5 separate regions of the Mus musculus genome follow, and all the other regions are linked to region 2. Evidence: chromatin loops called from intact Hi-C (ENCODE). Cell type or tissue: left cerebral cortex. All regions are shown on one strand. Links, peaks and the distances in the headings refer to the core of each region. The heading gives the core; the rest is flanking DNA.

The links. A loop is a pair of places that touch in the nucleus more often than their neighbours do. Peaks named below come from ENCODE experiments on the same cell type or tissue, not always from the same donor. Only the 100,000 strongest peaks of a DNase experiment are listed, where the experiment ranks them.
Region 1: a loop joins it to region 2, with 5 times the contacts of the local background. A loop is called at or near these places in 15 of 42 quality-filtered maps.
Region 3: it touches region 2 in a loop (5-fold over the local background); 2 of 42 quality-filtered maps call a loop at or near these places.
Region 4: it touches region 2 in a loop (5-fold over the local background); 16 of 42 quality-filtered maps call a loop at or near these places.
Region 5: a loop joins it to region 2, with 9 times the contacts of the local background. A loop is called at or near these places in 40 of 42 quality-filtered maps.

The regions. Positions count from the first base shown.
Region 1 is chr3:21,980,639-21,987,006 of GRCm38, reverse strand. No RefSeq gene overlaps it. Among named protein-coding and RNA genes, the nearest start is that of Gm31813, 19 kb to the right of the region's middle. In left cerebral cortex, for the core only: no CTCF peak of the experiment used is centred there; DNase peaks (open chromatin) are centred at 2,387 and 3,715; H3K27ac peaks cover 1,010 bases.
Region 2 is chr3:22,073,696-22,080,063 of GRCm38, reverse strand. It overlaps Tbl1xr1 (transducin (beta)-like 1X-linked receptor 1), which reads right to left and starts at 3,412. Exons shown (of 16, transcript NM_030732.3): 1 at 3,110-3,412. In left cerebral cortex, for the core only: no CTCF peak of the experiment used is centred there; DNase peaks (open chromatin) are centred at 3,327, 3,670, 3,907, 5,104 and 3 more places; H3K4me3 peaks cover 3,940 bases; H3K27ac peaks cover 3,885 bases.
Region 3 is chr3:21,888,218-21,894,585 of GRCm38, reverse strand. Gm31813 (a long non-coding RNA gene) reads left to right here. Exons shown (of 8, transcript XR_001783797.2): 4 at 413-489. Among named protein-coding and RNA genes, the nearest start is that of Gm31813, 73 kb to the left of the region's middle. In left cerebral cortex, for the core only: no CTCF peak of the experiment used is centred there; DNase peaks (open chromatin) are centred at 847, 1,545, 2,318, 3,539 and 1 more place; H3K27ac peaks cover 548 bases.
Region 4 is chr3:22,140,803-22,147,170 of GRCm38, reverse strand. The region is part of intron 1 of Tbl1xr1 (transducin (beta)-like 1X-linked receptor 1); the gene reads right to left. Among named protein-coding and RNA genes, the nearest start is that of Tbl1xr1, 67 kb to the right of the region's middle. In left cerebral cortex, for the core only: CTCF peaks have their summits at 2,713 (motif pointing right) and 3,763 (motif pointing left); DNase peaks (open chromatin) are centred at 2,700 and 3,588.
Region 5 is chr3:21,932,760-21,939,127 of GRCm38, reverse strand. All of the region lies in intron 3 of Gm31813 (a long non-coding RNA gene), which reads left to right. Among named protein-coding and RNA genes, the nearest start is that of Gm31813, 28 kb to the left of the region's middle. In left cerebral cortex, for the core only: a CTCF peak has its summit at 4,160; DNase peaks (open chromatin) are centred at 2,085, 3,036, 3,450, 4,169 and 2 more places; H3K4me3 peaks cover 1,346 bases; H3K27ac peaks cover 3,729 bases.

The DNA.
Region 1 (6,368 bases), core at 682-5,681, 93 kb after region 2:
CCTAGAGAACACCCCGTACCTCTGATGACTCTGAGAATGGACTCTGCCAGTGTAAGTGACTGGACTTGGCTTGGAACTCAGTGTTTTCTCAATTGCAGATCTTCACAAAGCTTGTGTTAATTGTTCTCCTACAACAGATAAGCCTAAGGTGTCCTGTTTAAGGAAATGTTCCTCTTTGAAAAAACTGCCTGTACTATAAACCCCTCCCTGAGGGGAGGACGAGAAATGTGCCCAGCTCCAAGATGTGGCCAGACAGCATTGTACAGCCTGGTAACTCTAGTCAGCCCCACCTTCAAGGATCCAAGTTCAGCAGAGGTGAAGAGTGCTTTCGTTCTGGTCACTCATTCACCAGGGGAAGCTGGACACCATCCGGTGAACCTGGTCTTGTGAAATCAGACAACCTAATTGCCCTTTACAGCTTGGTAAATGATATACTCCAACTGTGAGGGCTAAAGTTATATTTTAAGTTTTAATTCCTGTGCTGAAGGGATCTATAAAACAAAAATGTCTCTAACCTATAATGCAGATAACTTTCTCTGCCCACGGACAGATAACTTCCTGGATTCTGGGGGCTACTATTCATGCAAGATAACAAGCCATGAAAATGTTTTCACTTCTGTAAACAAGGTTGGTTGCTTCAACTTCTCAGGATGTCCTTAATCACATGGACCAGGAAGTACATAGGCAGGATGTATGCTTACCCCCAAGGCAGCAAATACACAGCCTTGTAGGTTGTGCCTTTATAATCACCAGATTAGCACAGTGTGAGGCCGTTTTCTGGGAATCCTGAGTATGGATCTGGGTAGAGTCCATAGTCTTGGCCAGCATTTAATAAAACTTACTTTAATTTTGGCTCAAAAATTGGGATAATGGTCCTATTCTCTCCCAGTAGGATCAACAGTAGGGCTCATAAAAGTTAATCCAGACCCAGGCTTCCAAGCTGATACCCTGGGTGATGAGCAGAGTGTCTAGTTGTCTAGCTGTGGATAGGACAAAAACCCTCAGAGGTTTCTACACCACTCTTGGAATCTTTGGAGAGGCCTTATATGCTGCCTCAGTAACTTAAGTGCTGGGACGGGGCATATAACTCAGTTGTAGAGTGCTTGCTTTGCATTCACGAAGCGCTGGCATCTGTCTCGGCACCATGTAAGTAAGGAACTGTAACACATTCTTGTGATCCTCTAATTTTGGAGGTAGAGGAAGAAGAATCAGTGTTCTTGGTTCTCCTCAACTATGTAATTAGAAGGGTCATCTAGGCCTAGGTAATACTCACTAAACTAAAAACCAAGGCAAATAACAACAACGAAAACCAACACAGATTCCATACACATCGGAAAAGCAGACTCTGGAGAGATTTCTAGAATGTTCTCCAATTTGGTTCATTCTCCAGGTTTTTGTTCTGTTTTGTTTTGTTTTTTACTTTCCAACTAATGAAACTATTTTATGTTGACAGCTAAAGTGGTTGGCTTTAGTGATTTTTTTTTTATTTCTTTTGGGTTGTTGAGCTTTGATCTTCCTCTTGGGGTATGACTTACAGTGGGCAGTGGCACCGTACTCTCAGTTTGTGGTCAGCCTGGGATCACAAATGTGAGCAACCAATACTCTCCAGCATGGTTGCTTAGCTGGTTTGTCCAGTAGGTGATGGGTGTTAAGTGATATTTTCATCTACTGAGGGGCTTATCAGGATATGATCTCATTGTGGTTGAGTAGCATCGTTAATTGTTTTGAAAACACTATTAACTATGGATTCCTTAAGACTTAATCTGTGTCAATTTATTTACATATGTTGCCTGTTTAAATCTTAACACATTTCACATCCAGTAGTCTTATTCCCCTAGAATCAGCAAAAAAGCAATGGTGTTACATAGCCACAATACCAGAATCATTATTCACTCTCTGTCGTGTGTGTGTGTGTGTGTGTGTGTGTCCTTATGCAGAGGCCAGAGAAGAGTATAGTATGTCTTTCTCTGATGGTTTCAGTTCCTTGAGACACTGTCTCCCACTGAACCAGAAGATTAGCATTTAGTTGGAGTTGCCTGGCCAATGAACTTTCAGAATCTGCCTGTCTCTACCGTGCAAAGCTGAGGGTATACAAGAGAGCAGCCAGCCATGCCTGGCTTTTTACTTGCATGTTGGAGATTTGATCTCAGGTTTTCATTCTTGCAAAGCAGGAGCTCTTAGCCATTGGGCCTCTTGAGAGGCATTATTTAAAATCAGGAGTACCTGCTACCACTACTCACATGTTGGAATCCTGCTCCCTGAAAGGCAGTGTCTGGGTCATTTCCCTGGTTTACCTTGAAGGTAAACTGCAGCCAGGGCAGTTTTACCAGGGGAAAGTAGGAGTGGGTGGAAGGTCCACTTTTTTTTCCTTGGAAAGATTCTGCAGCTCTGTATGGAAATCAAGAATGCAGGAAATAAGAATAACTGAATTTTGAGTCATCTTTGGTAAGCACTGTGTCAAATTTTAAATGGCAAGAAGCTAGCTGGGGAAGAACACAGTATTTTTAGAAGCTGAAATTTATTTTAACCAAACAAGTTAAAGAGCATGTGTTACATCTCCACTCCTGCTAGGATCTTTCAGATGACTCCTGCTGTGTTTTAAGAAAGAAACTGCTTAATGAAACTTACTATTTTGTAGGGTAACTAAAAAGGTTAATAATGGGGAAAAAAGGAAAGCTGTTCCTTCCATTAAGAACTGCAAAGTTGTTTTATTTTGCTTAACATTTCTTTATTCAGTGTGTGTTTGGAACAGCAGGGGGTGGGGAGGCTCTTGTTGGCTGGAGCACCTGAGCAGAGGTCAAGGGACCTCTGCTGCCTCTTTCTGCCACGTGGGCTCTGGGTATTGGAAGCGCTGTTGTACAACAAATCACCTTGCCAGCCTTGCTTGGATGTTTTTGAAAGTCACCCAAATTCTTTAGTCAAGTAGTAATGAGAAAATAAGCTTCATTTATTATTTACTTAGAATGGAATCACCAGAAATTGCATAGTTACTGCTGACTTGAATCTTTCCAGCTAGATATTTAAATAGATGGACTATATAAAAATGGTATTATGATACAAATGTTCTGCCACAGTTGATAGAATACTTGCCTGGCACATACAAAGGTCTGTGTTTGATCTTCAGCACTACGTATACCACACATGGTGTGCATGCCTGTAATCCTAGCACTCTGAAGGTTCACACAGGAAGATCAGAAGTTCAGTCATCTTTAGCTACATAAGGCTTCATGAGACACTATCCCAAAAGGAGGAAAAATTACCAAGATAACAAAACCACTGAATTTAAAGAAAAATCAAATGAAGTACATTGAAAAAAAAAAATCAAAAGTACGGAGTTTCAAAAGCTCGTTTTGTCTTTGACTCAGGGTGTGCTAATTACACTGACTTGATCATTAGCAACTGTCTGGATCTGTCAAAATATCTCACCATACCTATAAATTTATACAAGTACACATGAAGAAGAAAAGCAATTTCTCCATTAGAAGTACTTTCTACAGAAGCTCTTCAATGTTATATGAAAGGTTGTGAGAAACACTTAGAGGTAGAGGTATTTTCTTCAATTTTAGATAACAGAGAATGGAGGTATGTCACAGCCCCTACTGCTACTCCCCCATTTGTTGCGAGTTGTGTTCTTGCATTATCTTCAACTTGCTGGGACAAATGTCTGGGATCTTAATTTAGATCCTACTTTTGGAGTCTGCTTCTCTCGCTCTGGCTGTCTCATTGCTTTAGGTTTTGGGGGTAGTCACCTCAAGAGCCAGAGCAAAAGCAGAAAGAGGAAGAAGGGACTGCGGTCCCACAATCCTCTGCCAGGGCAAGCCTGCATGGCCTGAAGACTGTCCCTGAGGCGCCACCTTTCAAAGACAGTACCACTGCGAGGGGAACCCAGCCTTAGCAGAAAGAGCCCTGGGGGACACTAGTCGGCCATCACTGCAAAGAGAGGCCCATTGGACGTGCAAACTTTATATGCCCCAGTACAGGGGAACGCCAGGGCCAAAAAGGGTGAGTGGGTGGGCAGGGGAGTGGGGGGGGGTGGGTATGGGGGACTTTTGGTATAGCATTGGAAATGTAAATGAGCTAAATACCTAATAAAAAATGGGAAAAAAAAGATTTTGACTTTAACACCCTCTCCTCCTTTTCTTTCTTTTCCTTTGAATCTGGATTTCACCTATCTCAGACTTGCCTCAAACCCTCCGGGTAGTTGAGGGTGACCTTGAACTTCTTGTCCTCCCACCTCATCTTCCATATCTGGGATCACAGAGAGTTCTGCCATTCCTGATTTTTGAAATGCTGGAGCTAGAACTCGGGGCTTTGTCCATTTCACTAACTAGACGAGCATTCCACCACCAAGCTCCATAATTACTCTGTTCAAGCTGCCCCTATTGACAGTGCTCAGCTCTTGTGATTGTAATCTCTACCATGGTAGTGTAACTTCCCTGTGTCTCAAGCTCTCTGCCAGGCTTCACGCTCAGCTGCTTTCATCTTTCTTATGTTTTCTCTCTCACCTGCTTAAGTTTCACTGTCCTATTTTCCCAGGAGGTCACATGGCCCTTGTTCTCTGATTCCTTTATTTTGAAAAGATCCATGCTTGTCATCATTCTAGAATGATGTCCTTACTAAATGCTCCGGAGTCACTGTTTCTTTTCATTAAAATTTTGTGTATGTTTCTCCAAGGCTCAATCATTGTATGTTATTAAGGAGACCCATGAGGTCAGTTTGATTTTTTTTTCCTTACCAACCCCTCCCTTTTTAAAATTTTTTTAAGTTTATGAATCAAAATTCTCCAGAGAAATGGAACCAGGTGTGTGTGTGTGTGTGTGTGTGTGTGTGTGTTTTGTCATAAAGAATATGTACATAGGGTGGAATAGATGCAACTTAAATAAATAAGAGGTTGGTTTTTTTTAAGTTTAAAAACCACACTATTTAAAAATATATGTGGGCACATATGCACTACAGTGCTTAGTGCATTTCTACAGTTGATTTCAGGTTATCAGGCTTGGCAGAAGGTGTCTTTACCCACAGGACCATCTTGTTACCTCTACTTTGCTGTTGTAAAAAGTTAACTTAGTTGGTTTGTGTGACTCTGGAGGCTTGGCGTTTCCAACATCCATTTGTACATGTTAAGGTACAGACCCTGGAGAGCCAAGATGTTCCAGGACCACCTGGATCTGAAACACCAGGAGCCAGAAACTGATGGTGATGGTTTAACTTCAAGGCAACCGGGCTTGAAAGCAGCGCTAGTTACTTATCTTTGTAGTGCTGGGCATTGAACCCAGGGCCTTGTGTGGTTATGCAAGTGTTCTGTCAACTGAACTGCATCCCTACCTGCTTCACTTTTGGATGATCTTGACAAAATACTGGCCAGACTCAAGCCAAGGGAGGAAAATTTATTCTGGCTCATGGTTTCAGAGGGTGTCAGTCCATGGGAAGAAGATGCTGGTGGCAGTGGGAGTGTGAGAGAGCTTCTTCCCTCTGTGGTGGACTAGGAATCAGAAATGGAACAGCAGCTGGGCTCTAACCTCTAAAGGTTATCTACTTCTGCCAGTCAGGCCTCATCGTCTAAAAATTCCACAGCTTCCCAAACAGCACATCAGCTGGGAAGGAATCATTCAAACATGAGACTGGCGGGACATTTCAGATTCAAACCATGGTAGGACTCAATGAGAAGAGGTCCTCAGTTTTTCTCTGAGGGTTGGAGAAGACCAAAGATCAAGGCCTGAGAACACCCTTGGATTCAGCTCTCCCCTCTTGTCCTCCCCTCCCCTCCCCTCCTCTCCTCTTTTCCTTCCCTTTCTCTTCCCTCCCTTTTTTCCTTCCTTCCTTCCTTCCTTCTTTCCTTTCTTCCTTGACTCAGGGTCTCATGTAACCTCTGTTGTACAGGCAGAAATGACCTTCAGCTGCTCCTAACTTAGCCTCTTGAATACAGAGGTTGTAGACAACACCATGACAGGCTTATGAAGTACAGTTCAGGGCTTCATGCACGCAAGAGGCAAGCACTCTACCCAATGAGCCACATTCTCAGTCTAGTGCTAAATTTACACTTTGACTTTTGAAATTTTACACTCGAGTCTGGTGAGATGGCCTGAAGACCCAAGTTCAGTCTCTGGGCTATACATGGTAGAAGGAGAGAACCTAGTCCCCTAAATTGTCCTCTAGCCTCCACACACACACTGTGGTGCACATGCCTTGCCCTAATAAATGAATAGTTGTTCAATTCTTTTTTTACACTTTCAATTCCTGTAGTGCCCACGTTCCCTTGCCTCCTGGGCTCAGTGACTGGTTTTGCACAGATGGAGACCATCAGATCCCTTTGACTCTCATGCAGTACTAAGTTCACATGCTTACTAATTCGTGTTTTTTTCAAACAA
Region 2 (6,368 bases), core at 829-5,828:
CACTCTTCTCTCCACTCTTAATATTCTCTTCCTACCACCAGTATACGGAGGCTACCTTTATTTAATCTAGGGAAAACAGGAACGGACAAGACCCCATACCTCAGCATACAGAAGGCTTAAGCATGATATCAGGACTCCTAGACTATTCACCAGAGGTACCTCAGAGCTCAGCCCAATCAGAAACAAGAAGTCTGTCAGGAAATCAGAAATCCAAGCGTGGCAAAGCAGCAGGGAAATGTGTCATAAACTGTCATCCAGAAAGAGCATGGAACAAGGGTCAAAACGACCTGGTAGAGGCCTCTTCAAAGCCTAATAAACACCTTGGAGCACCTTTCCATCTCACCACAGAGAAAGCCAACACTACAGATTGGTCACAGGGATCAGTCTGAAGGCCTGAGCGACAGGCAGTGTGACAGGCAGTGTGACAGGCAGTGTGACAGGCAGTGCCTCCTCACACCTTCCTGGAGGTGGCTCAGGCAGAGTCCCTGTCCTTGTCCAGATGTCTGGCAAAAAGGCAATAAACTGTACAATTACTAAGTAGGATGCCACCAACATAAGTCGTCAGACCTCCTGACCATCATCCCAAGGCTCTGTTGATGGCAGTTCAGCAAGCAAGGTGAAGGCCTTCTTGCTACACAACCCCAGGTCTGAGGACAAAATGTAAATGTCTCCTGCTCACTGTTTCCTCTTCCCACTTCAGGGATGTACATACACTGTAAATATTTCTGAAAATGAGTCAAATTCACATGTACTAGAAAAACAGTTGTAAGCAGAGCCAATGTTTCTGCCATCTCTCTCAGTGTTAATGTAAGTATCAAACCTTAACAAATAGTTTCAGCTCCATCCACACCTGCTCAGTGAATGTCCACAGTAGCCAGCCATCCTTGGAGAAACTGTGTGGAGACCACTCTGCAGTTACACTTCATCGCTGTAAGTGAACTAGGACATTTACTCAACAGGTTCAAGTGTCAAAGGTCCATGTGTCAGCCCCTTTTCATCAGAGACCCCATGTTTATAAAGCTGTAGCGACCTAGCTCGCTAGCTTGAAAGCTTACCAGTTTCACAGGAAGCAGTTATTTCTGGTTCTCTGGCAGACAGGTATTATGATAATCAGTCTTGCAAAAACCTTAATTAGATGGAGACTACAAGTATCAAAAGAGGTTCTTGGGTTTATATAAAAAGTTAAAATGTTTTATTGGTCTTCAACAAAATACAATATCAAGGTTGGGCAGTAGCTCATTGGTAGAGCACTTATCTATCAGGAGTGAGGCTCTAGGCTCAATTCCCAACACTACCAAAAAAAAAAAAAAAACCACCCACACACTCCATTTACCACCAGTCTCCTATGCTAACAACATGTACAGATTAGAAGTGTGCTTCAAAGACAGGGTCAACTGCAAGAATTCTGAAGACGTTAACAAGTTAATGAAGTTGCTTAGCTTTTTTTACACATATTTTCTTTCCTCACAGGGTTGGCGTGTTCGTCCTAAATTCTAGAGATCTGAGTTTACAAACTAAAGGTAAGACAAGTAATTTGAGTGTTTAGTGTTTGCGATTACAGACTTCATCCCATGCAGGGCAGCAAAACTAAGAGAGAAATAGTCAAAGCAGCAGAGAAGCCTCCATTTAGACACGAAGGGCACACAGGACCTGCCCAACCCCTTTCAGGCAGGCTGGCGACCTACCGCCCCTCCCCCATAGCTAAATGCCAACTGTTTCTAGAACTCTCAGTGATAATTTGGGAAGTTTGCCATTAACTCCCACGATTCAATCCAACTGATACACAGTGTTTTTGTGCAGATAAAGATGCCCTACTTCCCCAGACTATAAACTTATTAAAGTGGCGAGAACATACAGTCCCAGGAAGTCAGGATTACTGAAGTGCTCCAATAAGCATGGGTCTTATTTAACAAAACTGAACGTGAATCACACAGGGAAACCCAAAACTCATTTACTACCTTCAATGGGCCACCAAGATACTGCAAAGCACTTTAGCTAAGTTAAATCAGTAAGACATGGCCTTGTATTGTTTTACACTGATGGGGGGCTTTCAATCTCAAGATTCAAACTAGAAATAACACATCATTTCATCCACCGTACTTTATTAACATGTTTAGACCAGCATAAGGTTCTTATATGGAAAAACAAGAAAGCCAACAGTAAACTTCCCTAATTAACTGTAAATGGCATATAACCCTTCACCCTGGGGCCGATAAAGTCCAACCAAGGTTTTAAGAAAACTCCAGACTGTTAAAGAAATGTAATGTTTAGCTATGTTCCAACTCTTCTGTGTGATCACCAAATTATTTTCAGTGTTGGGTAACCTAACAAAGAGAGCGTTTCTTAAAAGCCACCCAACCCAAATGTTACACAGAACAGACCATTTTCACAACCTAAATTTAATCCAAATTGAGAACTTCCAAAATTACCGAACACTCTAACACATGCATGATTCGCCTCGAGCTGCCTTTCAACGTGGAATTACACTTAAATGAAAGTCAGCCCCTGTTCCAAAAAAAAAAAAAAAAAAAAAAAAAAGACATCGGTTGCAAAGAGGAAGTCACCCAGCAAACACTCACAACGTGGCTCTATACTGTCAGAAGATAATGTGACTTGTGTGCCACCCCGAAACTTACCAGGAAGCTGGCAATAAGTTTGCCAACTGTATACACTTCTGACCCAACTTTACCGAGGCTGTGGCCAGGGCCTCCTCGTGGGGAGGCCACAGGCACAAGGTGCCCACACTCGCGTCCTGAGTGAGCGAGGCCCGGCCGCGCCCCTCCCCCGCCCGCGCCCCAACAGCCGCCCGCGGTCCCCGCCGCCGCCCGGGGTCTCCGCGCGCCACAGCCCGAGGGGTGCGCGACCGGGCGACTGCAGCCCGCGCGCCCGAGCGCGGACCAGCACCCATCCTGAGCCCTGGCCGCTCCCCCGCTATGTGAGCACAGGGCGGCTGCGGCCCCGCATCCAGCCTGCGCCCCCAAGCCCGCTCGCCTGGGCCCAGTGCCTCCCGCAGCCACCCCGACCCGGGGGGGCAGCACGTGAGCGCAGCCGCCCCTCCCCCGCGCCCAGGCCAAGTTCGCGGCGCCCGCAGCCCCGGGCCCGCGCTCACCTGCTTGGCGACGCTGTCCCCTCCAGGACGCGCGGCGCTCCCCTCCTGGCCGCCGTCGGCACCCCGAGGCGCCCTGGGGTGCGGGCGCTGACAGCCGGGCAGCGGGTCCGGCGGGGGAGGGGCGCGGGGGCAGGGCGCAGCACCGAGGCAGGAGGGGAGCTGTTACTAAGGGAGAGAGCCAAGCGCGCGAGCGGCCAACGGCTCCGGCTCGGCACCGGGGAGCGCGGGGACCAGCCAGGCACAAATGAGCTCCGGGCCCGCGGCGGCGACGGCCGCGCAGCAAAACAAACCCGAGCGGCCTGCGCCCGGCGCGCGGGGAGGGAGGAGGGAACAGGGAGCGAGGAGGGGGAGGGGTAGAGGGGGAGGGGGTGGAGGGGGAGGGGAGGAGGACCCGAGGAGGGGGAGGGGAGACGAGGGGAGCGGAGGGGTGGGGCGCGCCCGGAGGGGGAGGGGAGGAAGTGAGGAGGACCCGGGAGGGGGAGGGGAGCGGAGCCGGGTGGTGGAAGAGAAGGAGAGCTGGGCGGGGGAGGGGAGCCTGGAGGAGGAGTGGGGAAACGGGTTGTGGAGGGGGAAGGGAGCCCCGAGAAGGAGAGGCGAGGGGGAAGGGAGCCTGAGCCTGGGAGGGGGAGGGGAACCTCGACGGGGAGGGGGACCTGGGAGGGGGAACTTAGAGGGAGGAGCGCCGGAGTGGGGGAGGGGCGCGGCGGAGGGGCGGGGCCGCGGTGGAGGCAGCGCGGCGGTGGCGGTGGGGGTGGCGGCCGACGAGCCGTTCCACACTCGGCTTCCTCACTCGCTCCGCTCTCCCTCCACCCAGCCTCCCTCGCTCGCTCGCGGCGCTGGGGGCTGGGCTCGCCGCGCATTCGTTCCAGAGCCCGCAGCCGGGGCTGTCCCGCTGCCTGGGTGGCGCTTGAGTCCCTTCGCCCGCAGCAATCCCGCGAGCCGCGGCCGCTCCGATCCCCGGAGGCGGCCGGCAGCTGCGGGAGCTCGGCGCGGGCTCCACATGGACTCCGCGTTCAAAGTGCCGCACACTTGGATGCGCGTAAACACGCCCGCTCCGGAGCGTACCTGGAAAGGTGCTTCGCCTGCCGTGAGCGAGTTCTAGGATGGGACCCGGAGCACCGCGCGTGGGGAGACGCGCAGCGCGCACGGCGAGAGGGGTTTGGTGAAAACGCAAAGCTGAAATTGAAGTTGTGCGCCCAAATGTGCGACTTGTCTGCGGGTCTTTTGGGAAGGTTTGATGGATCAGTTCTCATTGCGCGAAAATAAAGCCATAGACAGAATGAATGTTCACTAAGTGTGCACCGCGGTGTGATATCCACGGGAGTTTATATTATCTACTTTCTGCATGCGTCTGGCACGTGAAGGCGGTTTCTGAAGTACAGTTTGGCTGCCCAATAATGTCAAAATGTGGCTGCCGGAGCGCCGAGGATTTTTAAAATACTGCGGTGACCTTCCTGAGCCTTTCAGAAACCTGGGCTGTAAGAGGCACCCTTCCTTTTAATTCTAGCATATATCTTGAAACTCTGCTTTTTTGTTACTATCTTTAAAAATACTTTGCAACCTTCTTTGGTGAAAGGTTCTAGTTTCAAGTTGTCAAAACATTTGGAAACGTGTATTCCTGTCAAGCAGTGGTCTTCCTTTAGTGCTTCAAAGATAAATTTTCAAACAAAGTATCATTTGAAGTAACTTTCACAGCTATAGACTGTGCAGCCTAACAAACTCCGAGACTAGATTAGATTTGGTTCAGCCAAGGTCAATGACTCTCCCCTGTTGGCCCCTCCCTGGAGGCGGTTACCTATTTTGACAGGCGTAGCTGGAAGGTGGAAAGGCACCAAAGAAAGTCTATGGAGTTGCAAACGCCCTTTCTACCAGAAAAGTTCAAAGCTTGAGCCTGGGTGTCCCCGGAGCTATTGTCACTTGTGAAAGAGGGAATGTTAGATTAAACAATGTCACCTGATGGGAATGTAGATTATACTGGGTTTCCAAAACACTTCTGTCCAGTTAAGGGAAACAGCACTGAGGAAGCCAAAGACGAGGCCTGCCTCCGTCCTTCAGCTGCCCAGAGCATTTAGTATCTTACCATTGTGTAAGAGCTGTCCACTTACGGTATGCTGTTTGCTCAACATAAACCTCACACTGCAATGCAGGTTCTTTGTCCGAAACGCCCATTAAAATGGTGGGATGGGTGGGGAAAGCTGGTTCCCAGCCCTGGACCTAGACAACAGCTACAAGAAAATCAAGCCACACTTTGAGTGGCTAAGGATGCTCACCAGTCTTTACAGTCAGCGACAAGCAAGTGATTCCTAGCCTCCCAGGAGACATCTCTTCCAAAGACCACCCTCCTTCCAGCCAGAAGCTCTTAGACTCTGAGCTAGCTTCCTCAAGGTGGTCTCTGTGCACGGGACAACGAGGGTGAGAATCTGTTCGTTTGTTAGGTGCACTGTCTTAGGACAGAAACCACTTTATTTGAATGTCATGACAGAAGCCGCCAAAGTTGGGGACCTGTACCTTAAACTTGCTCCAGTAAAGTGCCCTTCAAGCTTTTGGGGTTTTGTTGTTGTTTTGTTTTTATTCTGGTTTGCTTGTTGTTTGGAAGTTTTGAGGTTTTGCATTCATGGTTTATTTGATCTTTTTTTTGGGGGGGGGGGTTGGTTGGTTGGTTTTGAGAGGATTTTCCTGGATAGCTCATCCAGATCTCAAAGCCTTGGCAATCCTCCGACCTCACCCTCCCAGAAGCTAGGAGGATCTCTTACCATCATTAAACAGTAATTGGCCTTGAAGGTCAGCAGATTGACATGCCACCTGCTGGGGTTCCTACTCTAAAACAAGAGTGGAGTCAGGAACCTGAGACAAATGAGACCCTTGAGGCCCAACTTTAATCCCAGCATGTGGGAGGCAGAAGCAGGCAGATGTCTGGGTTGCAGTCTGTTCTACATGGTAGACCAAGCCAGGCAAGGCTACATACCCTGATCCACAAATAAAGAAGGTAAGTGCCAAATCCTGAAGGTTGTCCTCTGACCTCACACTTGTCACTCACACATCCTTAATACACACACAATCAACAGAGTCCTAACATTTAGATGTTCTCCTTACACACACACACACACACACACACACACACACACAAAGCCTAAATGTGAAAAATGCTTGAGCCTCCCTGCTAAGGGAATTAGCTGAGCCTTATGTTTTGTTTTTTCTAATCTTTCATATAAAGTGTGTGTGTGTGTGTGTGTGTGTGTGTGTGTGTGTGTGTAAAACA
Region 3 (6,368 bases), core at 548-5,547, 190 kb after region 2:
TAAATCCATAGTTAAGTGACAGAGAAAGCTTCTGAGAAGAAAGAAGCAAGAGAAAAGGAGCCGTCATGGCTTACTTTGTACTGGGAACTCTGGTGCCTTATAACATAACACGTCCAAGTGTAACAAAGCTATCTAAGAGAAAAGCACTCAATTAGGAACAAACAAATCTATAAAAACAGAAAGAGGGGATGAAGCCGAGTCGCTTATAATCCCAGTGAAAGTGGAAGCAGGGAGATCAGGAGTTCAAGGTCATCTCTGGCTGTATGTGGGGCCTAGGGCAGGCTACAGTACCTGCTTTAAAACAAAAAGCATTTATTTTGAAGGTTTTATAATGTATGCTGGCAGTTTTTTGTTTTGTTTTGTTTTGTTTTAAAGATAAAGGCATTTTCTTTCTTGTTTTCTTTTTAAATAGTAAAAACCTAACAACTCCGAGCTTGGTAGAGACCCTGTTTCAAGAGCAAAAAGGAAGAAGGGAGAAGAAGAAGATGGGTAATGTTCTCCTACCGTTAAAACTCTCCCGCACTTGTCTGCCTTTGGAGATTTCTGTGCCAAATTCAACAGTTAAGACTTTGGTGATGGGAAAGATGACGCTTTTCTTGTCCTCTTTGTGTATGTTCAGCTGTGTGTCCATGCACACTTGTGTATCCGTGAAATGCATGTTTGTGCGCATGCATGAGTAAGCCTGATGTCAGTCTCAGGTTTAATTCTTCAGGAGCTATGTATCATGTTTTTCTTAAAGGCAGTGATTCTTACTGGAACCTGGGGCTTGCCCATTAGGCTATGCTGGTTGGCCAGTGAACCCCAGGGATCCACCTGTTCCCACTTGCCCACTGCTTAGATTCACCAACCATCACACCAGACGTTTTACATGGGTAATAGGGATTGAAGTCAGGTTCAAATGTTTACACGGGATGAACTTTTCCTGAGTGGGCCGTCTCTGTAGCCCCACCATGGGACACTTCACTTATCCTTTTTATTCACCATCAAATGTATATATATTTTTTCTGAAAATATTAGCCTTTTGCATTTGACATGTATTGCCAGAGAAGTCACAGGGTAGAATTCTGTAGCCATCTATCAAGGCTTGAGGAGACATGCAAATGTTCTGTGTACCGACTGAGAGGTACTCTGAGCGCATATCACCATTAGTGAAGTGTGATTAGGCAGAGAATGGAATTTTACACTGCTTACCTCTTCTGACTTTTTCATTTGCAGTCCAGCCTTAGCTCATCGGGTACAGATCGGTTTACATCCTTGAATGTGCGTGAAACCAACCTGGGGCTCTTTGGAGCTCTTAATTGCTGTGTGATTTGATATCACAGTGCAGTGAAGCTAGGCAAGCTAATTGTTTTCCTGACTGAATTTCATCCCTCCCTCCCTCTGCCTGGAGGAGGGGATAAAGCAAAAAACAAAGCAGGGAATGTCTCTGGGCTGCACATCTTTCCTTTCCAGCAACATCATTTGTGATGGGTAGCAGCCTCGTCATCACACAGTCGATCATGATGAGGGATAATTATAATCCTTAAGTGGTTTCAGCTTTGGGTTGTTAGTAGTGGGAGCAAAATGAGGATGGGTGGGAGTGTGAAAGACAAATATGGTTTACTCAGCTTTAGTGTTCTCTTGCAGCATTTCAGAAATAGAAGAAAGACATTTCTCTGTGCGTCTTGCTGGGGAGCGGAGTTATAGTTCATAGCTACATTGTGTGATGTGAAACACGTACTGGACTAAAATTTATGGAAACAAATTAAATATTTGATTAATCACTTTAACTATTGATCAATTTGTATGGCTTCCTGTACATTGCCTTTTTCATAGCAATCAATAACGTGGGTGATGTATAAACAACATCTTCTGCAATAAATAATTATATTATGTAATGCGGGTTAAATTTAGAAATTGCTGTTTTATTGCATTTCTTCCTCATAAAATGTAGTGCCAAATAGTAATTGACACCGAGTTAGAGGTTTGTAATGCTTTACTTCAAATTTAATCCAGGAATTCTCTCAGAGGATTTACAGAAAGAGATCCCTGGAGCAAGAGCAAGGATGGGAAGCAGGGAGTACCTGAGCCAGGAGGCGGGGGGGGGGGGGGGGGAGGTCAAGACGTGATTGGTGGGGAGGGAAGGAGGGGCAGAGAAATTGAGAAGCCTGGTGTGGCAGATTGTCTCTTTTAGAACCCAGTAAGCCATTGTGATGGAAATGGACATCAGGCAAGGCAGAGTTCAGTTGCAAAAGGCTGAGATTGGAGCCCAGGCCCCCAGGAGGGCAAACTGCCTCTGACAATAAGATGGGAGATTTATTAGGAAGAAACACAAAGCTCTTTCCCTCTCCCTGGTGTTTCTAAAGCATTTAGCCTGCCAGGAGAACCAAGGCTTCTGTTAGCACTAATCACTTCCGGAGCGTCCCCAGTTGCTTTGAGACTAAATGTCTGCTGGCCACGAATCAATTCTCTCCCCACCCCCACCCCAAGGATTAGCTGTTTCATCTTTACGTAGATAATTCAATCATCTCCAAGAGAAATGGAGGCGACCGAAGCAGCTAGAAGCAGAACCAGGGAGCACAGTACACTCTTGTTTGCTCTGGAAGGACACCCTATTCCAAAGGAGAAGGTGGTAGTGGGACTATTTGCAGCACTGTTATCTGAAGGGGCCTTCCGTTGAAAATTATGCAGTAGCTGTATTTGGACCATTCTTTTTTTTCTTTTTTTAATATATTTTTTATTAGGTATTTTCTTAATTTACATTTCAAATGCTATCCCTATACCCTCCACCCCCACCCCGGCCCGGCCCTGCTCCCATACCCACCCACTCCCACTTCTTGGCCCTGGCGTTCTCCTGAGGAATATAAAGTTTGCTAGACCAAGGAGCCTCTTTCTCAATGATGGCCGACTAGGCCATCTTCTGCCTCATATGCAGCTAGAGACACGAGCTGGGGGTACTGGTTAGTTCATATTGTTGTTCCACCTATAGGGTTGCAGACCCCTTCAGCTCCTTGGGTATTTTCTCTAGCTCCTCCATTGGGGACCCTGTGTTCCATCCAATAGATGACTATGTGCATCCACTTCTGTATTTGCCAGGCACTGGCATAGCCTCACATGAGACAGGTATATCAGGGTTCTTTCAGCAAAACCTTGCTGGCATATGCAAGAGTGTCTGGGTTTGGTGACTGATTATGGGATGGATCCCCGGATGGGGCAGTCTCTGGATGGTCCATTCTTTCGTCTTAGCTCCAAACTTTGTCTCTGTAACTCCTTCCATGGGTATTTTATTCCCTATTCTAAGGAGGAATGAAGTATCCACACGTTGGTCTTCCTTCTTCTTGAGTTTCTTGTGTTTTGCAAATTGTATCGTGGGTGTTCTAAGTTTCTGATTCTAAGTTATAAACCCCAATAGATATGCTTTCTAAATCATAGCACACATTTGGGAAGAAGAGGCGTGTGAGGGGAATGAAAGCATATGGTAGGCGTGATCTGACCTTAGTACTGGGAAAGGGCAAGAAGGAAATCCAAAATTTTATACATGAATACACTCATGAATAAGCGCTCTAAAATAGAACTGGCAAAATGACTCAGGAAGTAAGACAGCAAGTCTGGCAATGTGTGTTCAATCCCCAGAACCCATGGGAAAGGTGGAAGAGAAAACAGAGTCCACAGCGTTTTCCTCTGGCCTCTACATATGTGTCCTGAGACATGTACAGAACCCCATCATGTACATATGTGCATGTTTAACATACATAGGCACACACACACACACATATGTGTGAGCATGTGTGTTTGCCTAATACTATTAAGAAATACAATAATTTTAAAAGGCATATTTTACTAATTGAGTTTTAGACCATCCTGATATACACTTGTTTAAAAAAAATCGATTGAAAAAAAATCTCTCAATATTTATCACAAAACATAACTTGAAAATTAAGATCCATTTGGAAAGGGGCAAGAATCAAAGGAAGATGGCAGCTAAGCATGAATTGCTTCTGCAAAACTGTTTGCACCCCATGGTTCAGGGAGAAGCATCATTTCCTGCAGTGCCTGACCAGATCTCTTCAACCAGCTGGAGTGATGTGAGAACTCTAACATCAGCTCCAAGCCCCCAAGCCCAGCCAGCCTATGATTTACCTTCTCTGTAAATAAGACGTTTTTGAATTTCCAGTTTGGCCTCTTCTGCCAGTTCAGCTCAGAATCTTTCCACCTCAATGAAACCCTTTCTTGGGTGTTTTCTTCCCTCCTTGAAATTTCATTGCAAATGCCAAGTGCTGTGATTATAAAGTTGCCTTATTTTCATTTTTCTTAAGTAGCTTGTCTTGTCTTTTTATTTATTTTTAAAAAGACAGTTTTGAATATGAACTAACCAGTACCCCCCAGAACTTGTGTCTGTAGCTGCATATGTAGCAGAAGATGGTCTAGTCAGCCATCAGTGGAAGGAGAGGTCCATTGTTCTTGCAAACTTTATATGCCCCAGTACAGGGGAACGCCAGGGCCAAGAAGTGGGAGTGGGTGGGTAGGGGAGTCGGGGAGGAGCCTATGGGGAACTTTTGGGATAGCATTGGAAATGTAAATGAAGAAAATACCTAATTTAAAAAAAAAACGATTTTGTTTTCTTATCTTCTTAGCAAACCAATGAGTTTAATTAGGGTTCCTCAGAGGAGCATGGGAGTATCTGTGCTGTATTGTATCAATGGCTATATCACTAAGGAAAATGCCGTTCCCTCTCCCAGCAACTGCCTATAAATTCTTTAAGAGAGGTGGAACCAGGTGAGACCCTCACTCTCACTCACTTCATGGGGGGATTTTGATGGACTCAGTTTGTATAGGTCTTGTGCAGGTAGTCCTAGCTACTGAACATTCAAGCATATAATGGCCAAGCCATGCCCAGAAGACATGACATTCTATGCCTTCTTTGTTTCTTATGTCCTTCCATCCTTTATTCCACAATGATGTTTAAACCTTCACTAAGGTGATAGAAAATTCAACAATTACTTACTGCCTACTGTCTGTTTGTGAGTCTCTGCAATAATTCTTACACACTGCAAACCATGTACAGTGTTTTTAACCGGAAGTCAGCTCTCTGAGTGAAGCAGTCATATCATGTGCTTTCACACAAAGGCTGATCACTGATAAACATACAGAAAATGGCTATTGAATTTTTGGCTGGGTATCTGACTCAGAGACATGAAGATCTATCTCTTCAGATCTCTCCAATCTGGCAAAGGACATTTTCTGATGGCAGGTATGACTACTATATAGGAGAAACATTATAATGATCATTTATCATTAAGACAGAGATCTCTGTCTGGACTTGTGGTAAAATGGTCTTTAGTCTGTTCATAAGGATCAAACCAGGTGACTTGCTAGCTAGTCAGCCAGAATTCTTCTCCCTTAATTTCTCTTCAGCTAATTTTCTTTTCTTGAGTATTCCTTTCCTCTGATAAATGCTTAGAGTTGGTGTTAGTCAACAAGTGTAAGTCTTGCTAGCTCTAAGTTACTGACTCTGCAGGTAAGAGTTAAACGACTTGGACAAGGATAGCTTTGAGAGACCCTGCACAGCAAAATCACTTAATATGTGTAGGCATGGAGTAGACTGGGTACACAGACCTTAATGGATGACTTGGAGCTAGTCATAAACCAGGGACAAAAGCAGGTACAGAGTTCAGTCATCCATGTAAAGGCCCCTGACTCGTAGGATACAGGGCAGATTCACATGTGTTTGGGTCTGTGACTCACAGGACAAAGGGCGATCTCATCCATGTTTGGATTCATGACTGATAGGTTACAGAGTAGGCTTCACAATTATCTTGGTCTATTATTGACAGGATACAGGTTCATGGATATCTGATTTTATGATGATAGAACACAGGTTGAACTCATGCATGCATGTACACAAACAATAAATAAACAAAATATCAATTATTATTAAATGAATTTGACGAAATAATTTACCACCCAGTTAATCCTGTATGTGTGTATGTGAAATGGTCTCCTGTAGCCTCAAAGTACTATAGTAGTATTTCAGTACTTTGTCTCCAGGTGGTAGTTCTGATTTGAAAGGTAATGGAACCTTTAGAAGGCTCAGTTTTATAAGAGGAAGTGAGTTACTGGGGGGTGGGCCTTGGGATTTTTTTTTTTTATAGTTTGTCCCCACTCTTGTCCATTCTGAGTTTTCTCAGACATGCTGCCATGCCACCTACCATGACAGAGCCTACTCCTCAAACAGTGAGCAGAAATAAACTATTTCTTAAGGTGCTTCTTGTTGGTGGAATTTGTTCACAGCAGGTCGAAAAGAAACTATGTACAGAGAAAACTCATCTTTTTCCCTTGCAGGGCAGATAAGCAGCAACAAAGGCTAGTGAGTGTTTAGTCCTGCATCT
Region 4 (6,368 bases), core at 491-5,490, 67 kb before region 2:
TGAGGTACCAAGTTTCACTGCAACTTGATATATTATGTTTGGTTGATATCCATGGGAGGCATGCCCTTTTCTGAAGAGAAATGAACGCAGGATGGATGGGGGAAGGTGGGGGTGGGAGGCTGGGAGAGGAAAGGGGATGGGTACTTACAGTCAGGAGTTAATAAATAAAGAGAATAAAGTAAAAAATATGTTTCATGTGCCACATCTAAGAGGTGATACTCAGAAGGGGCACTGTTCATCAGTGCAGAGTAGGTAGCACCAAACTGATGCCACCAAAAGGAGGGTAGTCACAGCGATGGCTAGAAAGGAGAGTTTACACAAGTCAGCAATTACGATCACTAAGCAGCATTCTGATAACCTATGAAAGCCACGGTCTCTTTGGGTTTGTTCCTCTGGTTTTATTCCTCACTGAGCACCCAGGTATCCTAGCACCATGGCCATGCTTACTGGAGACCCAGAACTCAACTTAGCATTAGAGTTACAAAAAGTCATGGCAACCTACAGCAGTCCACTGACCTACAGCTCTCGATGGTATAGTACATGTGAAACATTAGTTTTAGGTATGAGGAGCTGCAGGCTGAGAAATATTCTATACCCAGCACTACAGAGTCCCAACAAAGCATAGCTGCCATCAGACTCTGGTGACCTTAGGGCTACTCACAGTGAACATCATTTATTTTACTATAGAATATAAACTTTTAAAAAGGATTTTTACAATGTTTACTTCTGTGTGTATTTGTGAATTTATAGGTGTACCTGACATGTGTGTGTAGGTATGTATAAGTGCCTGCAGAGACCAGAAGAGGGAAGACACTGGACCCCTAGGACTGAGTTACAGGCATCTGCCTGCAAGCAGGAGGTGGGGGGATTTCTGAGTTCAAGGCTAGGCTGGTCTTCTACATAGCGACCACCAGAAAAGCAAGGGAAAAAAAAACTGTAGGCACAGTTTGCACAGAGACTAAAAAGTATGTGCCTGCTTCCTTGGCAATTATTAATTTCAGACACCTATGGTGAGTTCCATGGCAGCCAGGGCTATACAGAGAAACCCTGTCTCGAAAAACAAACAAACAACAACAACAACCAACCAAAAAAAAAAAAAAGGCAGATAGACACAACTATGTACAAGTAGTTTAACCTAAACGAAAGGATTTCCTAGCAACACACTGAAGGCCATGTTACAATTCTAGGAATCACCTGTACTACCCAGTCCGTTCTTACATCAATATGCAGCTTCTTCATAAGAATCTTCTTATAAAATTCAGTTTAAAAGTAGACACTATAATCCCAGTTCCACAGAACAAAGTCACAGTGACCACTGACATCTGCTGGGAGATGGGATGACAGTGGGGAATGGTGTGCTGTCCAGGCAGCACTGTGGCCCATCAGGAACGCAGGATGGGTGGGGGAAGCTGCACTGGAGGCCGGAGCCCTTATCAAGTATCCAAAACAATGTTGTCACCTAAACTGAGCATCAATAAACCAGCAATAATGCCCCACCCATCTGCATGTCTAACCACTCCATCTTTCTATCTTTCCACACAACATTTCTTGGGTAAAATACTGAACCAGCCCATTCCAGTTAGTTTCCCTCTTTCCAGGGCTCTTTTCCTTCCTTGGCATCAGTGAGAATTTTCCTCACTACACCTACAGATATACTTAATGGGAGTTCTACTGGTTATCTCTCCTCAACACCCTTTAGTTTTTTATTTAACTTTTCTTTAGACTATAGATCCTTAAGGTAAATATCACTTAAATAGTTAAGTATAAAACTGTTTCTATGGCATCAAGAGCAAGTTCATCTTCAGTAAAAAGCAGACAGAGAGCCAGGAAGCAGAGGCAGGCAGATTTCTGAGTTCGAGGCCAGCGTGGTCTACAAAGTGAGTTCCAGTACAGCCAGGGCTATACAGAGAGACCCTGTCTGTCGGGGGGGGAAAAAGCAGATAGACACAGCTGTGTACAGGTAGTTTAACCTAAACGAAAGGATTTCCTAGCAACACACTGAAGGCCATATCACAATTCTAAGATGAAGGATCGTATTTGCTTATGGCCACCTAAGTGCTGTGCAGCACATTTAAAAAGCAAATCACAAAAAAGAAAAAGAAAAAAAAAGAGAAAACTTTAAACTTGTAAGACACATACTTGCAGAGAAGTTAACTAACACTACAGATGTGCTTTAATCACAGGACAAATGAGACCCAAGCTGCAAACCTGTGTCCTGCACATCATCTGCCCTTTACTTTACATTTGCTTTCTAGAGACACAGTCCTGTCTGCTCTGCAGCCCAGGTTCCAGCACTTGTGCACTATAGCACTTTAGGACTGGTTCTCCATCAGCTTCTCCTCTACCTTGGCCTTCAGTCCTCTGTCGCTGCCTCCACAAGGCACGGACATTCCGGTACTGGAAATGCACTTGCAAAGACGTTCTTCCCTCAAACCTAGCCCCACTCCTTCCTGGACTGTCCCTTGACCACTCATGGAGAGGGTGCTCCCATAGCTGTCTAGCATGCCTCCCCAGCCTTTTCTGCCATCAAGGCTTATCTGCTCGCTCAGCTTGCTATTCTTCCATAAGTAAGAATAGCACCTGGAAGATATGTAGTCCTTGGATTCACTGCTCTAACAGTACAGGTGTGGGATCTAGGCACAGACCAAACACAAGGGCTGAAGAGGCAGTGGCTGGCTGCTATTCTCATGACAGCCTTTTCACACAACTTCCAGAAGGTGGCAGGGACAGACTGACTGACATTCCACTAACAGAAACTAAAGTACACCTCATGAATTCCAAAGCTGACTTTATAGATTGTTAAGGTTCATTCAGTCTCCAAACAAAATAGCTCTGTTTTTAAGCTACTATCAGCATTTACCTAAAGTGAACAGCGCAATAATCTTAGGAAAGGCCTTTAGCATAGACACTGGGACTAAGCAAATATCTTCCAAGTAGTGCTTTTTAATGTAGTTAGGCTTTTTATTTTATTTATGAAAAAAAATAACACAATTATTTTGACTAGATCTAACAATAAATTCATTTGGCCCACTGATTCAAAAATGTGGCTCCTGCCCCAGGAAAAGTGCAAACCCAACAACCATCTAGTCTACAGGCCTTAGTTCAGTAGCCTGTGCAACAGTGTAACAAGACTGCCATGAGTTTCTATTCTCTGTGGAAATTCTGGAAGTCACATTTAGACCTGAGGAAAAATTAAAATCTTACTAGAGCTAATTGTGTTCGTTAAGATAGACATAGCTGCAGTTCACCCCAGCTCTATAAATAAAAGGTGAAAAAGATTTTATTAAATGAATTCCTAGGGAAAACGTCACAGAATTCCAAGTGGCCCTAGTACATGATTTCCAAGATGATAAATGGACCAATTCCAAATGGGGCCAATTTTAAAGGAGCTATATACTAAATCAGTTCCACCAGATCCTTCCTCATTTGCTGATTAAAAAAACAACAAGAAAAATATATCAATTATCTTCTTTGCATGTCCAGCAATCCTCCAGTGTAGAAGAAAGCCTTTGAAACAGTGTACACTATGCTGAGCTGATAGCCAGTCATACACACACATGCACACACATGGGTGCACACTCACAATTGTTCGAACCCTCCCCCAACACACACAGTGCTACAGACACACACACACACACACACACACACACACACACACACACACACACGCAGCTTACCAGACACCAAGCATACGATGAGGTGAGGGTAGCTCCCCCTGCAGGAAGATCTGAGAAGCAGCCTGGTCTCAGCTGCAGTCAGAAGCCTCCCCATCCTCTGTCCTTGCTTTCACTTCCATTGTTACTCAAGTTACTTGGGGAAACTGGAGCCAAAGGGTTGTAAATTATGACCTTACTTTTCCTAAAACTGGACAATTTTCAAGACCACACATCCATACAAAGATACTTAAGCACCCAGTAACAACCTTCAGCTGAGTTAGTCTCATTGTGCATGATGCAACTGTACCTTCCATTAAACAAAAAAATAAACCACCATGCAGAAATACAGCAAAAGGTTACCAATGATTTCAAAATTCATCAGCTCAAATTCAATTGCAGCACAGTTTCTAAATTAAAGAGTGAGTCAAGTTTGTTATTAGTTACCTCTCAGCATTTGGGAGGTAGGATCGGGAGGATCATGAGTTCAAGGCTGGCCCCATCACATGAGACCCTGTCAAAACAAAATTAACAAGGCCAAAGTTTAGTTGTATAAGTTTTAGGTTTGAGCCAGGAATGCTGGCATACACCCATAACTCACGGTCAATCCTGACCTACTCAGACCACATCTCAAAAGGACAGAAAAAGCCTTCAGTTCACTGGAAGTAACAATTTCAACAAACTTTTGCTGTTACTAAAAAACAAACTGAAGATTCATGTTTAAAAAAAAAAGTCTATTACTTTTTAAAATGTGTGAATACATCACTATTGTTCAGGTATAACAAATTGTTCCTCTCCTCTTAAAATTATAAATTTGTGATACAGCTCACAATGCCTAAGAAATACTAGGTTTTTGGTGACACAAATATGTGTTATGCCTTCAAAAACAAAACAAAACAGTAGTTTAGGGGAATGAAACCGCCAGGAAAAGGGAAGCTACAGGAACTGCACACGTATCTAAAGGCAGGCACGGGCAATGATACAAACCCACAGGCATGCTGGCGAGGGGAGAAGAGGGGCTGGCACTGTCCCTACTAGACCACACTCTCCCCAAGCGCTGAGGAGAGGACTCATAGTATCAAGACTGAAACAGCACAACAGAGGTGAGAAGACTTAACCTGCAGCACCCTGGGTCCTCACTAGATAATGTCTCTGGGGCAGCAGTTCTCAGGTGGTGGGTCACATATCAGATATTACATTATAATTCCTAAAAGTTGCTACTTACAATTGTGAAGTAACCATGAAATAATTGTATGGCTGGGGGTTACCATAATATGAGAAACTGTATGAAAGATCCACAGCATTGAGAAGGTTGAAAACCACTGATCTTGCGTAAGACCTGAACATCACTTGAGCTTCAAAGCCTCTACCAAGTGACCAGAGGGGTGGAGAGCCACTGGCTGTTAAGAGGGGCAGAGAGTGTCCTTCTTATTCTAATTATTATCCTGTAAGAAGTGGAGCAGAGGATGGCTTCTTTTAATATTAGACTGTACAGTAAGCAGAGCTGAGAACTAGAGAGAGACACCACAAGTGAGCTGACAGCTAGTCACCTCATTTCAAGACTAATGATGAGGAGCCAGAAAAACTCACTGTCTCTCCAAACTTCAATTACAAAGGAAGCATAATAATGACCTTACAAAGAGGCCACAGAAGATACAAAACAAACAAGATACCATGGAGATCTTTTAATAAGAGACATAAAAGGAGACACAGCATGAACTGTTTTTAACTTGCACTTAAGATACAGACACAGAAAATCTGAGCTTCTGTGATGAGCACAGTCTTTAGCAGAAGTTAAGATTCCTCTCCCTCTTTCACAGTGAATGGAGTGGAGGCAAGCAGAGTGCTCCCCCTCTGTCCTGGCAGCTCTGGGAGAAACAGTTAAGCATCACAAGGTTGCCCACCTCATGTGCAGCTACAAGGTCAGGAGACAGCACTAGGAAAGAGTTAACAGGGCTCTGTAAAGACTAGAAGAAGCACAACCTCCGGCCAACATTAACAGCATGGCCAGGGCCTCCGGGCTTAAGCTCTGAAGAGTACTAGGGCCCTGGGAAGATGCTGCACTCTACCCTGCATGCAAGCAATCTGGCCTGGAGAGGGGCCTAGGACTAGTTAGTTCCAACTACCCACTGGAAAACATATCAGAAACAGTCTTCACAAAACAGGTTATTATGCTTCAAGCACTTGAATTTCTCTCGCTGAAACATCTGTTGTAATCTTCCATCTCCTACAAATAAAAGTGTAATCCCTGAGAGGTGCATAGGTATTCTAACAGAAATTTACCTACTGTTGTATTATGGAGGGCATCATAAACAATATCAAATGCTACTGAGGAGATACATAAGTCAGCAATGTTTCTGTTAATTGTTCATAATATGTTCTATCTGAAATATTATTAGTAGTGTATATGTGAATGTGTGTGTAAGGGCACATACCCACTCATGCCACAGTGCATACGCAAAGGTCAAAAATGTATCATCTTTAGGAGTTGATTCTTTCCCTTCTAGCTCCTAAGACTCAAGTTGTCAGGAATCCCATTTATTACCTGAGTAATTTTATCAGTCTGTCTCTAAATATTTCCATGAAAGTATTCTGACACAGTTAGAAAAGATTTCCAAAATTTTCCCAAAACATGTTATACTAGGAAACAGGAAAATGTCACTAAAAGAGAATAAATGTGCAGTCACATAAGTTCTAATACTGCTTAGACAGTAA
Region 5 (6,368 bases), core at 435-5,434, 140 kb after region 2:
ACAATGATTCCCTTTTTTGTTAGGAGGAGTGGTGGTATGGATGAGAACGGCCCCTATGGATCATATATTTGAATGTTTCATCACCAGGGAGTGGAACTGTTTGAGAGGATTAGAAGAATTAGGAGCTGTGGCCTCATTGGAGGAAGTGTCTCACTGGGGTGTGTTTAGAATTTTCAAAAGCCCACTCCAGGGCGAGTGTGTGTGTGTGTGTGTGTGTGTGTGTGTGTGTGTGTGTATACCTGCCACAATGTGTCTGTAAATGTGTACATCTCTGAGGAGAGATAACCTGAGGAAGACAGTTTTCTTCTTCATGTATGTCCCAGAGATGGAACTCAGAGCATCAAGCTTAGTTGCAGGCATCTTTACCTTCTGATCCATCTTGCCAGCCCTGGTGTCTTAGTTTATGAGTCAGGGCTTCACACTGTTGCCTAGGCTGGCTTCACATGCATCTGAGCCCTCAGATTAATGGCCTGCACAGACATGTTGGGCTTCTTTGTTTATCTGGTAATTTGGTTGGAGGCTTGGCTTCCTTTTGAATTCACCTTTATTTCCCTGGGCTGGGTGGGGGCACGTTCTGAGCATGATAGATAGCACCCGCAGTTCCTGATTGAGGATACACTGGGAAGAAAAAAAACCAGCTTTTGATGGGTTGAAATGTGATGCTGGATGCCAGAGAGGTGGGCTTGGGAGCTGGTTCCAACAAGCAGCAGTTGTAACACCTTTCATGCTGTGCCGGGTGGCTGCGGACTGCCCTGTCTTCTTGGAGCTAGAAGAGCGTCCATAAGGCAGGGTGGAAATCTGACTCACTGGCACACAGTTACAGGCGTTTGTCTCTGATTCTGACTTGGAAGTGACTCATGGGTTGGAAAAAAACCTTTTGGAAGCGAATGTTAGGGGAATGCAAGGCAGTTCTGCCTTGACTGAACTTTATCCTAGGATACAGTGTGGGCCTGCGCGCCTCCCATAAACTCTGGTAACCTTAGACTGCTTTAGCCTTCCTCCTTCCACAGCAGGGAGTCATGAAGCCTGACGACTCACTCCTTTTCTTCAAGATTCGGATGAAAAGCAATTTAGAGGGAGATATAATCTCTCTTTTTCTATTCACTCCAATAAGCACTAATTACCACTAGGGCAGGGCAGATGGGCTTCTGGAAGTCCGAAGCAATATGTAACACTCTTCCTTTACATTTACCGAAGTCTGGGCTTCCAACAGCTATCGGGCTACTTTCCTGCCATTCAATCCGGGCCCCTGCAATCTGCAGTAGATTTACTGAGCATCTGGTTGTGGGAGTTAAGGCTGAGGCACAAACACTCTGGGAACACAGCTCAAAACAGTGGGGCTCACACGAGGTCTGAAGAGCTAGTTCTGAGAGCTTGGGCAACGTGGATTAAGAAATGCAGTTTGGCTTTGAGGGTTGTGGGTAGATATAACTCAGATATAAATTAAGTTAAACAATAAGGAGACATTCATGTGTTAAAAACAAACAAACAAACAAACTAGGCTGCCACAAGGAATATGAGGCAGGGAGGGCTATAGCAAGGTCACAATTGTGACCCACAACCTGCTGGCTTCTCGGCTTTGTTCTTGTTTCCTTCTCTGACTATCTCTGTCTTCATACTGGTTGGTCTCTCCTGCATTAGGCCAGGAAATGGGGTCACATTGAACTTTTTAATTTTTTTCAGTTTCTGCCTAGGGAGTTGTCTTTTACACTTCCAGTTTCTAGTTCCCTAAGAAGGCTTCTGATTGGATTAAAATATGTCAGCATTAGGATCCTAGGCTAATCCTTTAGGGCAAGGTAGGAGAGTGGGGTGAACTAGGCCCAGTGTGGTCTCCACCCCCTGCACTAAGTGATTCTTTTGGGATCCTCGTGGATTTGGAGCATCAGAAGGGGGTGGAATTTAGGAATCCAAGGGTCTGTACACTGTTTTCAGAAACAGGGACAGGGGCTCTGACCCGACAAGTGCAATGTTCCCAAGAAAGAGTGGCCCATTTTAAAAAAGGGAGACAGAGAGACCTTTGCAAAGTCTAGATGTATGACTCCCCAGTTGCTGAGAGGACAGTGGCTGTCCCAACTTCACTGATGTGGCCACCAAACAGGTTGAGCCCTGAGCCCAAGCTCAGAAGCCTTGAATAGACCCCCTGTCTCCAAAGCACGAGTTTGCTTTCCTTTCTGCACAGGCCCCGCCCTCCCCTTCCAGAGCGAAGACTCTTGTGGCCTTTGCACACACCTGGGGCAGGGGAAGCCGATTTCTGGTCTGGGACAGGGGACAGCCAGGATCCAAGCTGGGTATGCTGGATGTGCGAGAGTGCTAAAAGAAAAGCCAGGGCTCTAGAGACAAGGAGACACCAGCTGGGTGGCACAGGCCCCACCCTAGTTGGTAGCAAAAGTCGGGGGAGGGGAGGTTCTGGGTCTTTCAATGCAAATATTGTTAACCTAGCCTTGAACATGGTCCGAGTACCCGATGGTCAGTTTGCAAGGTGGGAACAGGAGCCCACACTGTGTACCTGTAAGGAAACATGTAAAACATGACCCACAAAATGTCACCAGAGCTGAGGAGCAGTTTCGTAGAGGCTCTCTGAAGAGAGAACTCTACAGGAAAAAGGGACCTGGAGCTTTCCAGATATTGAGGACAGTATCTTGTGCGTGTTGGAGTGTAGGGGGCGGGATGGGGCAAGGCCTTTCCAACCTCCCCTACCTTGGTGACTGCTGCTAGCTTTGTAATCTGCTCTGCCACGTGGTGTGCGCTTGGAGGTAGGTGGTGGTAGCAGTTATATCGGCCAGAGGAATATTTGGCTAAACATAACATTGAAACCCCCCTCTCCCTAGCCCAGGCCCCCTCTTGACTCGGTGAAGGCGATCCTGATGCGGCTGAGATCCATCCAGCCTGGCCAGGCAGCCGCCGCGCCTCCCCTCCCCCGCTGGACTGTGAGCCCATTTTCGCTCGGCTGGTCTCTGCGCCGCCGGATGGATGGCGCCCCACCCCCCCTCTCCTCTGCTCAGTCATTCAGACTTGGAAAGTCAATAACACGCTGACATCATCAGGGGTTTGTGTATTATTACACGGCTACTTTCCAGAATACCTGGCATTATCTAAGAGAGGAGCACTCGATTGCACCAGCAAGGCCCCGAGCGGAGTCTGCAGCCCCGGGGAGGCGCGGCTGCTGCGGCCAGGCCCTTTTTTTCCACAGGGAGTACCTCCAGGGCACCAATTAGGAACAGATGGTGGCTTCTGCTCTAAAAGCAGATGCACTTTAGATATCGATACAGATTCATTTTGGCTTGGGGGATGTACTCAGAAGTCACCCTCAAGTGACCTCCATTTCTTCTGAAAACACACGTGCCCTGACTTTTGGTCCTTAAAGAGCATTTTCAATGATTCTCACACAGGCAAAAAAAAGAAAGGCATGTGCTCTAACCAGAAGCCAAAGCCTGCCTCTTGATGCTTAGGAGTGGGGGTTGGGAGGCGGGTGTTATGCAATCACCATTGCGGGTGATTAGGGCTTTGCTTTGCCTCCAAGGCTGTTTGGTGGTTGAGTTTCTCTTTAAGCTTACTGCAGGGCAAACGCACAGAAAAACATGGCCCAGATTTATGGTGCAAAACTGCTCTCCGAGTAAATTGCCTTAGCATTCTGTTTCGGTTCTGGAGCAGAGAAGAGTAGATGGATTTGGGGTTAATTAAGATCTCTTTATCATAAGTTCCGGGGGTTACTTTGCCTAGAGTGAGGGGTTTATTTATTTATTTAGGTTTCTTTCTTTCTTTTTAAAAGTTTATTCGTTTAAGTAGTTTACTTCTCTCCCCCTTGCTGTGAAGGGTACATGAAAGGAGCTTTGATACTAATTAATTGTATAGATGGCTGCCACTTTGTTTTAGAGAACACATTCACATATTAAAGACAATACATCCAATAACTCACGCAACATGGTGCCTTTTCTGAATAGCCAAACAGGCTATTTATTTACAGACACAGGACTGGTCTCCTTTAAGTTCTCTTCAGTATTTTTAATTGGAAAAAAAATAATGGCAGCCAGCCCTAATTTGGAGAATGACAAGGGGAAGGGCTGGCCCTCCTTCGCCTGATCTCACCCCCCCCCCCCCGCCCCCCCTTGCTCCCGGCAGGGAGCTGCCTGATCTAAAGTCCTTAAGTTTCCCCTGGAGGAAGCAGAGCAGACAGCCTCTCACTAGTAAGGGTTTCTCTTCCTGCAGCCAGTCCTTTCAGAACCTTAGGGCAACTTCCCCCTAAATGCTTTGACAGAGAGCAATCTGAAGCTGCCATTTCTCAAATCCAGCCACAGCTGGGATGCACAAAGCTAGGAGTCAGGGCAAAAAAATCTCCAAGATGGCCCCCTGATAGCCCTCCCTAGAAGTGTCTGAAATGGTGAGACGTGCAGAAAAGTGGAACTTATGGGGTCAGGAAGAAAATGAACCCTCATTTTGGGGCCTAGTTGAAACCTCTAGCCAGCCGAAAGCAAGATTTTTTTTCTTTTTAAAGTTAAAATTTGCTGTGAAAGTTGCTGTCATACAAACAATATTCCTGTGTATGTGTCTGAAGGCCCAACATGTGAAGGTCACAGGGCAACCTCAAGTGTCCTTCTTCACCAGGTGATCCCCAGTTTTTGCTTGAGATGGGGGTTTCTCAGGTTTTTTGTTGTTTTTGTGTATGGGTGTTTCTATGTATGTATGTATGTATGTATGTATGTATGTATGTATGTATGTATGTGCAAGGGTCTATTGTGGTCAGGAGAAGATGTTTGATCGACTGAAGCTGGAGTTTTCAGTGGTTGAAAGCTCCCAGATATAGGTACTAGGGACTCATCTCTGGTCTTCAGCAAATGCAGCAAAGGCACTTGCGTCCTACCTCTAGCTTCTGGTCTGCTCCCTGAAGTAGGCCAGGTTAGATGGCCAGAGGGTCCGCCCACCTGCCTGCTCCTACCTCCCATTTTGCCATCCTGCAGGTTTCATGGTAATGCCTGACTTTCTGTGTAGGTTCTAGGGAATCAAGCTCAGGTCCTCACACTTGTGAGGCAAGTGCTATACTGACCGAGCCCTCTCCCCACCCCAAAGATTCTTTTCACATAGAAATACTTTGCCAAATTAGCAATGAATCATGCTTAAGTCCTAAGCTTACATTATCTTGAGGATGGCTTGATTTTTCTCTACAGAATATTGTTTGGAACGCTTACAAACAAGACTGTTAAAGCTGGTGAGACAGCTCAGTGGGTAGCGACGTGGGGGTGGGGCTTTGCAAGCCTGGAGATCTGAGTTCCATCCCCAGAACCCATGTGGAAGGAGAGAACCAACTCCGGACTTCTTCTTTTACCTATACATGCACAGCCTGGGATGTGAACCTTTATACATATATCGTGGAGATATATGATAATACATTTCTAGAAGTAAAAGATGTTAATTTGGTTTGCAGTGGAAATATCCTTTCTTCTAATATCCCAGTAACTCAGGGTTTATGTTAATCTTATCCATTGTAATCCTGTCATAAGGTGCCCAGGAACCATTCTGGGATCTCATCTAAATTCCTTGAAATAAATAAGATTTATTTAAATCATGCAACCATTTATATATATGTGTGTGTGTGTATATATACATATATATATATATACATACATATATGTGTGTATATATGTGTGTGTACATACATATATATATACATACATACATATATGTGATATATGCACACACATACACACACACACACAATGACATATATATCATATATATGACTATTCTAAGGCAATAATGTAGGCTCTTCTTCGAGGAGCCCATATCCATAAGCAAGCTCTGTTGTATCTTATTCCCCCAACCCCGAAGTGCTTGTCTTTTCTGTTGTTAAAGAATATCCAACTCCATTTCCTATTGGCCCCTCTTGAAATTTTTTTCTGCACGATCTAGTTTTACCTAAGTCTGACTCTCTGAAAGAGTAGGTTAGAACGGAGTCTCCTTTGACTCTGGACAGTGTAGACAGTACATGTATTTCCCCTTTACCTAGCCTTGGACTACTTATTTAGGGGTTTCCCACAGCTTAACAACGAGAAGTTCTGACCTTGTGCCAGGCCTCTTTGGTTTTTCAGGGTGGAGAGTCTCTTAAACCAGGTATGTCTAAACAAAGTCTATGCTAAAGAACCACACAACCAAAAATATAAGTAATCAAATGTAGTCTCCCCTCCCCCAGCCTGAAACCTGCTTGCTCAGGGGTGGAGCTTCCTGCTCATTTGTTCTGTCACGCCCACTGCTGGACCATGCCGCTTTGCTGTTGGTGCCACCACGTGTTCACCCTACTACTGGACCCCGAGATTATTCGGCGGGAATCGGGTCCCCTCCCCCTTCCTTCATAATTGAGTGTTGCAACAGTAACA